2 separate regions of the Homo sapiens genome follow, and region 2 is linked to region 1. Evidence: chromatin contacts called from ENCODE POLR2A ChIA-PET data. All regions are on one chromosome and are shown on one strand. Each heading gives the region's core, a stretch centred on a gene start or an enhancer-like site at or near the end of the contact. The rest is flanking DNA. Distances are from core to core; before and after follow the strand shown.

Region 1 (4,625 bases), core at 1-2,500:
AAGAGACCATGGAGATTTGGCCCAGTCTTGTGCTTGCCTCCCTTTTCAACGGTGTGGCACTGGGAACACTTCATAATAAAAATCTTCTTGCCTTTCTCAACATCACCCATATTTAATTCTAAAAACGAAAGCTTCAACTTAGTAAATTTTTCCTCAGGTAACAAATACAGTGTAAATGAATGACCACTCTAGCCACTTAATTACCAATCCATTGCTAATTTATGTCATTAAATACCAGAATGAATCTTGTTTTGCTTTAATACTCTTTATACCAAATATTCTTTAATACCAAAAACATTTTTAGGAGTACCTCCTCAAAAACGTATTTTTGTGTGTATACGTGAAGGAACGTTAAAGCCCAAGCAAAGAGGGAACCTAATTCAAACTCCAGTTTCAGAAGAGACAATCATGGTCACGAAGTCACAGATCTGAAGCTCAAGGGCGAACACATTAAGCCAAAATCACCACAACCGCAACTTTTAAAAAGACCTAACCATTTAATCTTACTACAATGTAAAGCCACCTCTCCCTGAGGATAACGCAAAGCACACAAATGTTTAAAAAGCGGTCCTGGCTGTTTCTATCTGCCCAGGTCACAGGAGTAGCTTGACACTCGAACTTGTGAATGGGAGCTCAGGGGCAGGCTGCACGGTCCCCCGGGGACATCCCAACTCCCCTACCTGTGATCTCCTGGGGCGACCACGAGGTCACCCGTCCAGGTCGGTTTCAAGGTGATTGATGAAACTCCTTCTAGGATGTCAGAACGACTGACGGAAGAAACATGTGCCCACGAAAAGAACTGGCCCCTTATTAGAAGAGCAACAGCTTTTGCCCTCTGAAGAAGAACGTGAAGCTCTAAGCTTCGGCTTTCCAGGAGGGAAGTCTTGCCTATCATTTCCATAGCCCTTCAGCAACCACTACGGAAGAGGCCGCCTCCTCCTCGGATCTGTATCCAAGCCGCCTCCAGTCCCTGACCGAGACCATACCTGTCCCTAGTTAGGGCTCCGCCGCACCTCAAGCCGTTACTCGCCCAGCTCGGTCTGACCACAGTCCAGGGTCTTCACTCCCCGCCCTCCCACCCAGCGCGGGCTCCACTCGAATGCTCCCCGCTTGGGTTTCGGTCGCTCGCAAGTGCGCGCCTCCCACAGCTCTGCCTCTAACCAGGTGCGGCCTCCGCGACCCGCTCTCACCTCTTTTTAGTCGCTGGCACAACGAACACTCCCGCTCCGAAGCCGGACGTCCCCACTCTCTAAGTCCAAGGACACGCCGGTCCGCGCTTAAGTACCGGTGTAAGTGCAACCAAACTCGCTCCGCGCTCCCGCGCCCTGACGTGCGGCCGAGCTGGCGGCTACGCAGTAACGTCGCCGCACCTCATTGGCTCCAGTCCCAATGCCTGCGCCAAGGACCTGCGCGCGCATGCTGGCGAGCATGTTAGGGTGTACGGCGTGCGTGCCCTTCTTCTCGAGGCTTTTCCCGGCCGTTACGACAGGCCTTTGGTCGTACGACAACGAGGTGGTGTCGGGAGAGGTGACGTCACTCGCGGGCCTCTGTGCGCTTGCGTGTGCTGGAGGAGCGGGGAGGGTGGGGCGGAGTCGCTTGGTTGGTGCGTTGCCCTGCTAAAGTATCAGTTCTTGGGCGTGGTGATGTAATGAGCTTTGAGCAGGGCGTTTTGCCGGTCCAGGAAAAGACGCCCTAATTTTGGCGCACCTAGAGGTCTCCTAGCTACCATCTTGTCAGCAGGCGACCTTTACCCAGACTCTGTCCTACTACCACGGCTGGCGCCAACAGCATCCTAGAGGGACAGCCTGGAACCAGGAGTTACACGAGTTGGGCACCAGCTCGTGACCTTGTTCTAGTTCCACCTATACTCTGTTACTTTCAGTCACATTCCAGCTCTCCGCTTGATGGACGCCCCAAGACTGAGGAAGGTGCTGCATTTGCGGCAGAGACAGGATTATCCCTCTGGAACTGAAAAATAAAATTAAGAGGATGCAATGATAACATTTATGTACCTTTTAAAATTTTTATGAGTACGAAGTAGGTAAATATATATATATACTTAAGAGGTACATGAGATATTTTGATACAGGCATACAATGTATAATAATCACATCAGGGTAAACGGTCTATCCATCACCTCAAGCATTTATCCTTTTTTTCTGTTACAAGCAATCCAATTATACTTTTAGTTTGTTTAATGTACAATAAATTATTGTTGAGTGTAGTCACCCTGTTGTATTACTAGACCTTATTCATTCTTCTTCAGTGGCGCCATTTAATGTCTCAGCCCCCCAAGTAGCTGGGACTACGGGAGCAAACCACCACGCCCAGCTAATTTTTGTATTTTTAGTAGAGATGGGGTTTCACTATTTGGTCAGGCTGGTCTCGAACTCCTGACCTCAGGTGATTCACCCGCATCGGCCTCCCAAAGTGCTGGGATTACAGGTGTGAGCCACCACGCCCAGGGCAAATAATATTTTATAACCCATTGTTTTAAACTGATGACAACATAACATTGATTGCATAAACAAAAATCAAAGAGAAAACTAAGAAAAACTCTGCACTTTAACTTCACTCTCCCCACTTTTAAAACTTTTTCTTGTTTCTATTTATATATTATTATACTATGTCTTGAAAAGTTGTTATAGCTATTATTTTTGATAAGTTAGGTTAATCTCTAAGTCTTTCTACTCAAGATATGAACAGTTTACACACAATTACAGTATTATAATATTGTGTGTTTTTCTGTGTACTTACTATTAGTAGTGAGTTTTGTACCTTCAGGTGGTTTCTTATTGCTTACGAATGTCCTTTTCTTTCAGACTGAGGAACTCCCTTTAGCATTTCTTGTAGGACAGGTCTGGTGTTGATGAAATCCCTCAGCTTCTGTTTGCCTGGGAAAGTCTTTATTTCTCCCTCACATCTGAAGGATATTTTCACTGGATGTACTATTCTAGGATAAAAGTTTTTTCCCTCAGCACTTTAAATATGTAATGCCACTCCCTCCCGGCCTGTAAAGTTCCACTGATAAGTTTGCTGCCAGACTTATTAGAACTCCTTTTTATGTTATTTGTTTCTTTTCTCTTGCTTGCTTTTAGGATTCTTTCTTTATCCTGGATCTTTGGGAGTTTGATTATTAAATGTTTTGGGGTGTCTTCGTTGGGTTAAATCTGCTTGGTGTTTTATAACCTTCTTGTACTTGAATATTGATATCTTTCTCTAGGTTTGGGAAGTTCTCTGTCATTATCTCGCTGAATAAACTTTCTACCCTGATCTCTCTCTCTAGCTCCTCTTTATGGCCAGTAACTCTTAGATTTGCCCTTTGAAGCCAGTTTCTAGATCTTATAGGTGTACCTCATTCATTTTTATTCTTTTTTCTTTTGTCTCTTCTGAGTGTGTATTTTCAAATAGCCCATCTTCAAGCTCACTAATTCTTCCTTCTGTTTGATCAATTCTGCCTGTAAGGGACTGCATTTTTTAGTACGTTAATTGGATTTTTCAGCTTCAGAATTTCTGCTAGATTCTTTTTAATTGTTTTAATCTCTGTTAAATTTATCTTGTAGAATTCTGAATTTCTTCTCTGTGTTATCTTGAATTTTGTTGAGCTTCCTCAACACAGCTATTTTGAATTCTCTGTTTGAAAAGTCACATATCTCTTTCTCTCTGGAATTGGTCACTTGTGCCTTCATTAGTTTGTTTGGTGAGGTCGTGTTTACCAGGGTGGTCTTGATGCTTGTGGATTTTTGTTGGTGTCTGGGCACTGAAGAGTTAGGTATTTATTATTGTCTTCACAGTCTGGGCTTTTTATTTTTTTGTATCCACCCTTCTTGGGATGGCTTTCCAAGTATTTGAAGGGACTTGGGTGTTGTGATCTAAGTCTTTGGTCACTGCAGCTATATCTGCATTAGGGGCCATCCGAAGCTCAGTAAAACTATAGCTTTTGCAGACTTGTAGGGGTATGACATTTGTGGTCTTGGGTAAGATCCAGGAGAATTACCTGGATTACCAGGCAGAGACTCTGTTCTCTTATCTTACTTTCACCCAAACAAATGGAGTCTCTGCACTGAGCTGTCTGGAGCTAGGGGAGAGGTGACACAAGCACCCTTGTGGCTGCCTCCACTGTGACTGTGCTAGGAGAGACCTGATGCCAACATAGCACTGGGTCTGGTCCAAGGCTTGCAGTGACCACTGTCTAGCTACAGTAGCTTATGTTTCCTCAAGGCCTGCATTCAGAAGCTGGTGAATTCAGCCAGCCTTGTGTCCTTCCTATCAGGGCAACAAGTTCTCTCCATCTTCAAGTAGGTCCAGAGATGCTGTCTGGAAGCCAGGGCTTGGGGTCGGGAACCTTAGGAATCTACCTGGTACTCTATTCCACTGTGGCTGACCTGGCACCCAAACCACAAGATAAAGTTATTCTCACTCTTCCCTCCTCTTTCCTCAAGCATCAAAGTCCTTCCCCATGACCACCATTGCACTAGCCCATGGCTAGTACTTCCTGGCTATGCCAACATTCACTCAAGGCACAGGGGCTCTTCAGTCAGCTTGTGATAAATGCTATTAGTCCCGAGTTTCTCCTTTCAGGGCAGTGGGGTCCTCTTTGGCCCAGGGCATGTCCAGAAATGCTG
Region 2 (4,625 bases), core at 1,160-3,659, about 14 Mb after region 1:
GACAAATTGAGAATACTGTATTTAAATAATCTAAGACGTAAGTGAACGCGTTTCTCTTTTTTTGTGTGTTCAAAAATGCTGCTCTACAGGGATATAGAGTTAAAAACTAATAATTAGTCTTTGGTTTGCAGCTGTAGCTATTATTTATAGGGCTTTTACTATTTGTGGTTTTCTGAAGCTCTGCTCAAAATGAAGTATTCTATTTCTCACTGCTTTATGCTAGGTTAGCATAGCTGTGAGCCACCAAAAAGCAGCTGAGACAGGCTGACTAATGAATTTGAGGTTGTCTTTCATTGCGTTCCTATTGCTGACTCTTCTTGAAGTCATCCTCCTTCTAGCTCTCCATTCAGCAGATATTTGTGCAACCCACCATCCTCAATCCTCAGCCTATGGCCAGCTTAACTGTTGTCAATGATTAAATTTAAAATATTTTTATTGGAATGGAGCAATTCCTACAGAATAAAAAAGAAAAAAATTAAAATATTAAAATATAAACATAGATAATATTTCATTTTATGAGTTAATGATGCTATACTATTAATAGTTACCACTGTTACATCCAGTTTCTGCTAAACCTGACCTTTAGGGTCCTTAGAAGACCATTAAACATTAGAATATTGGTCTATGGATGGACACATATCACCATATTGGGTTTTTTAATGCAGTATTTCAGTAATTTTCCCAAGTAAAGGCAGGGAGAAAGGAGAAGTGGTTTTGAAACTGTGCTCAATGACGTAAGACTGCAGTCAGCTTGGTTATGGTCATCTAAACCTGTGGTGTTTCCAACTTCAGCCCAGCTCCTCCCTAGAGCTCTAGACCCATATAGCAACCACCATTAGACAGCACCACTCTTACTTCACTCATCAACTCCAAAACTGAACTCATTTTTTTTCTGCAAAAATGTCCCCTCCCAGGACTCATCCTAACTCTTCCTTATCTTATTTAGTAAAATACACCCTTATCCTGCCCCTCCCTCAAAGCAAAACAAGGCATCATCATTGCCTCTTCCATTCTCCTATCTGGCAGCTGCCCCTAGCAACCAATTACCAGTTGATATGGCCTCTTGAATATTTTAGGAATCCATCTCCTTTGGATGCTCACTACCATTCACACAGGGTCCTTAAGTTTTCTCTTACTGGCTTCTGCAATGGCCCCCTTGTGGGCTCTCTGCTTATCCTTCTCTGCCCCCCCACCTCCACCCCCCCAAGTTATCTGTTCTCTACCAACAGAAGAATAGCTTAAATTGTAATCTGTCCACTCATTGCCTCACCAAGGCATAGACGATTCGTGATTTGGCTCCTGTTTTCTTCTCCAGCCTCATCTTCTTCAGCAACCTAAGTTTGAACTTCAAGACCTGTAATTATTACTCATTCTTCTCAACAAATTATTTGTCCCCGTGCTGCATCTCCTTTCTGTTCGGATCCGGATTTGCCATCCCACCCCTATTTTTGTAGTAGAAAATGCCTATTTATCTTTAAAACTCTAACCTACGTTAGTAAAGCTATCCATTCTTCACGCTGTACATCTTGATAAACCATACTTCCAATAGCAATGATTTGCTTTCATGTATGTCTGCCCACTAGACTGGACATTCCTTGAATGGCTCATACCAGGAATATAGTTGGTACTCAATTTGTGGGGAGCAAAGAGAGATAAGCGAATAAATGTCAAGACATAAGAATCTGTAGCTGCTAACTTAAATTTACGGATTTAGTGAAACTACTTCTCACAAGCTACCAAATCACAGTGCCATGGGGCCGCAAGATGATCTCAGTGCCACACCGACACCTGCAGAGTCGCAGGGGGGTCCGACACCCCTCAGAAAGAACTCGCAGACCGTCCGAGAAAGCGAATTCTCCAGGGGATCAGCAGTTAGATGAGGCCCAGGGCAGCCACGAGACCCTCCAGCCAGGGTAGGCGGCTGACCCGCCTCCTGGGATTTGGCCCGTGACAAGCCACGTCGCCAGCTCCGCTCTGAATACCCCCGGCCACGCCACACGAGCGGCCTCAACCCTGAGACGCCCAGGGAACATGAGCTGACCCTCTAGAAGCAAGATGGCGGCCTCCGCTCTCCCCTCCTTCCCCCAAGAACCCCCTCCTGGTCCCCAAAAGAAAGACAAGGACACCGCGGCAACGACGCCGAGATCCGGGAACCTCCGCGAGGCCCGCGGCCACTCCCGAGCCCCCGGGAGATGACTTCACCTCGCGGAGCTCAGAGAGCCGGGGGTGGGGCCGTCGGAAAGACAGCGCGGACAGCCCTCAGCTTGCAGGGGGCGGAGGCCGGGCAGCCTGCGCCCTCCGAGCCACTGTTCTGCGGCCCAGGCCCATGATCACCCTCCTCTCAGCCCACGGACAGGAAGTCGCTCCCCAGCTGCCCCGCCCCGCTCCCCAGCGCCCCGGAAGTGATCTGTGGCGGCTGCTGCAGAGCCGCCAGGAGGAGGGTGGATCTCCCCAGAGCAAAGCGTCGGAGTCCTCCTCCTCCTTCTCCTCCTCCTCCTCCTCCTCCTCCAGCCGCCCAGGCTCCCCCGCCACCCGTCAGACTCCTCCTTCGACCGCTCCCGGCGCGGGGCCTTCCAGGCGACAAGGACCGAGTACCCTCCGGCCGGAGCCACGCAGCCGCGGCTTCCGGAGCCCTCGGGGCGGCGGACTGGCTCGCGGTGCAGGTGAGCGATGCCCGCTCGGGCCGCCCGGGGAGGGACTGGGGCCACCCGGGCGGCGGCGGGGGTGTGTCCGGGCGGCGGCGGGCCGAGGCCCTGACGCGGGTTCGGGCTGCCGAGATTGCACATCCCACGTTCTGCCCGGGGACGAGCTGCGAGATGAGCCCGGCTGGAATCCGGGGCACCGCGTTCGCCGCTGTGGGGCGAGTGAGCCCCCGAGAGTGAGCGGCTGCGGAGAGGTCCCCTGCGCCCGGCAGCCGGTCTCAGTTGGCCTCGTCCGAAGGTCACCCCGCACCTTTCGTCCACGGCGCCCAAGTTCCCGCCCGGGCGGTGCCCGCGACCTGGGGCAACCCGCTGCCGCCGCAGTCCCCGCGCCTCACTCCACCCCTCTCCCCTCCTTCCCTTTCTTTCCACTCCTTGCCTGTGCTAGAGCCGCTGCTTTTTAAGCATCTCCGCCAGGGTTTTTTGTTTGTTTGTTTTGTTTGTTTGTGTTTTTTTTTTTTTTTGCCAGTTAAAGGAATGGTTTTTCAGACTTAAAGTCATTAGACTCTCCGCACTGAACTGAATACCTGGCCTTGGGCGCTTGCACAGCTTTAGCCCATTTTCAGGTAATCTAGCTTCTAATATGAGGAAGAGAATACATTTTGGGAGAGAGGTGTTTCCTCTGTGGTTCGTTTCTGAAAGATTTCCAGAAGTGGAAGATGTGATTGGCATGCTTTAGCCTGGATATATGTGTTTAAGTAGACGGGGGTGACGGCACACAGGGGTGGCAGTGTTGTTTCAGGATTTAGGGAGAATTAGGGAGTTAACTGGCCTGTGCTCGGAAACCTGAATGTCCAGACTTGTAAGAGCTCATCCAAGTGTGGCTGAGGTAGTGTGAGAAGTCCCGTGCCACGCCCTACGTGTCAAGCTGAAAAGCACCTAATTTACAAATTGTGTGGTGTGGGGGGGGAACAACCTTTATAAAACATGTATCATAAGTTAATTCTTTTCCAGAAAGTAAATTGCAACTTTAATCATATTCCAGAAATTGGATAACAGATTTCATTGGTAAACTCTTACAGTATGTTTATTAATGTATTTCAGTGTGTCTTATTAGCTCATGTTTTTCTGTCTCTGGTAATACAATATTATTCTAAACCGACTCCTGTATTAAAATAATACACTATTATTGTGAAGTATTATCTGACAACACCGTTTTTTGACCTTGGATTTCTTTAGGGCAGGAGCCATGTCCTACTTATGACTGTTTCTATGCAGTATGCCTTGAACATAGAAGCTGTTCACACATTTCTGCACTGAATGAATGAGTGTATAGGTTATCTCACAGTCACCATCCAGGAGTTGCTTATTTTTGTTGGGCTAGGCTGTTTGTTTTGTTTTAGGTTCTTGCCACTTACAGACTTTACTTCGTGTTTCATTCTTCAGCAGTCAGAGTTCTTTGCCTTCCAAAACTATCCTCCTCTGAAAGGTTAAAATTATATTAAAATTGTGCTGGGCATTATAACTTGTATTCTAGTGTTAAATGCTTACTACTTGAGCATATTCAGAGTTAGTAGGAAGAGACTGCCTGGTGATACACATCAAGTTTATGTTTGGGGTTGATAACTGTACCCTATCTTAATGAAAAAGAGGAAATTAGGAGTTACCATTGTTTGGATAACGTGGTGCTTCCCAGAATGCTTATAGTGGTTCATTCTTCCCATGAATACACGCAATCCTCTGAAATCCTGATGTGACCTTGGCATGATTTACCAATAGCCTCTTTTACATTTATTTTCCAAGATCCAGATGCTGTTCTCTAGTGTGTTTGCTGAGTGTGCAATAATATGGATCATTTATTTTGAAGCAGTACTTCATTACAACACTTTCTTCACAGGGCTTTCCAAAGGAAGAAAGGGCTAATTATAGAAAAGAATCTTGTCTACCATTTGTGAGGGAATATTTTTGTCTGTAGATGGTTGGATT

Evidence for each region. ChIA-PET counts read pairs that join two places held with the same protein, here RNA polymerase II (POLR2A).
Region 2: POLR2A ChIA-PET joins it to region 1 with 24 read pairs in PC-9. The contact joins the promoter of RALA here to the promoter of CYCS in region 1. POLR2A ChIA-PET finds 5 or more read pairs at or near these places in 3 of 52 experiments (OCI-LY7, PC-9 and T-cell).

What each region holds. Positions count from the first base shown.
Region 1 is chr7:25,124,010-25,128,634 of GRCh38, forward strand. CYCS (cytochrome c, somatic) reads right to left here and starts at 1,251. Exons shown (of 3, transcript NM_018947.6): 1 at 1,191-1,251; 2 at 1-118. The coding sequence starts at 110. It also overlaps a transcript of SPMIP4 not described here. RefSeq lists enhancers at 176-720, 721-1,264, 1,412-1,661.
Region 2 is chr7:39,621,163-39,625,787 of GRCh38, forward strand. RALA (RAS like proto-oncogene A) reads left to right here and starts at 2,410. Exons shown (of 5, transcript NM_005402.4): 1 at 2,410-2,663. It overlaps LOC107986785 (a long non-coding RNA gene), which reads right to left and starts at 2,315. Exons shown (of 2, transcript XR_001745175.2): 1 at 1,271-2,315; 2 at 1-452. RefSeq lists an enhancer at 2,286-3,133 and silencers at 2,460-2,969, 3,564-3,613.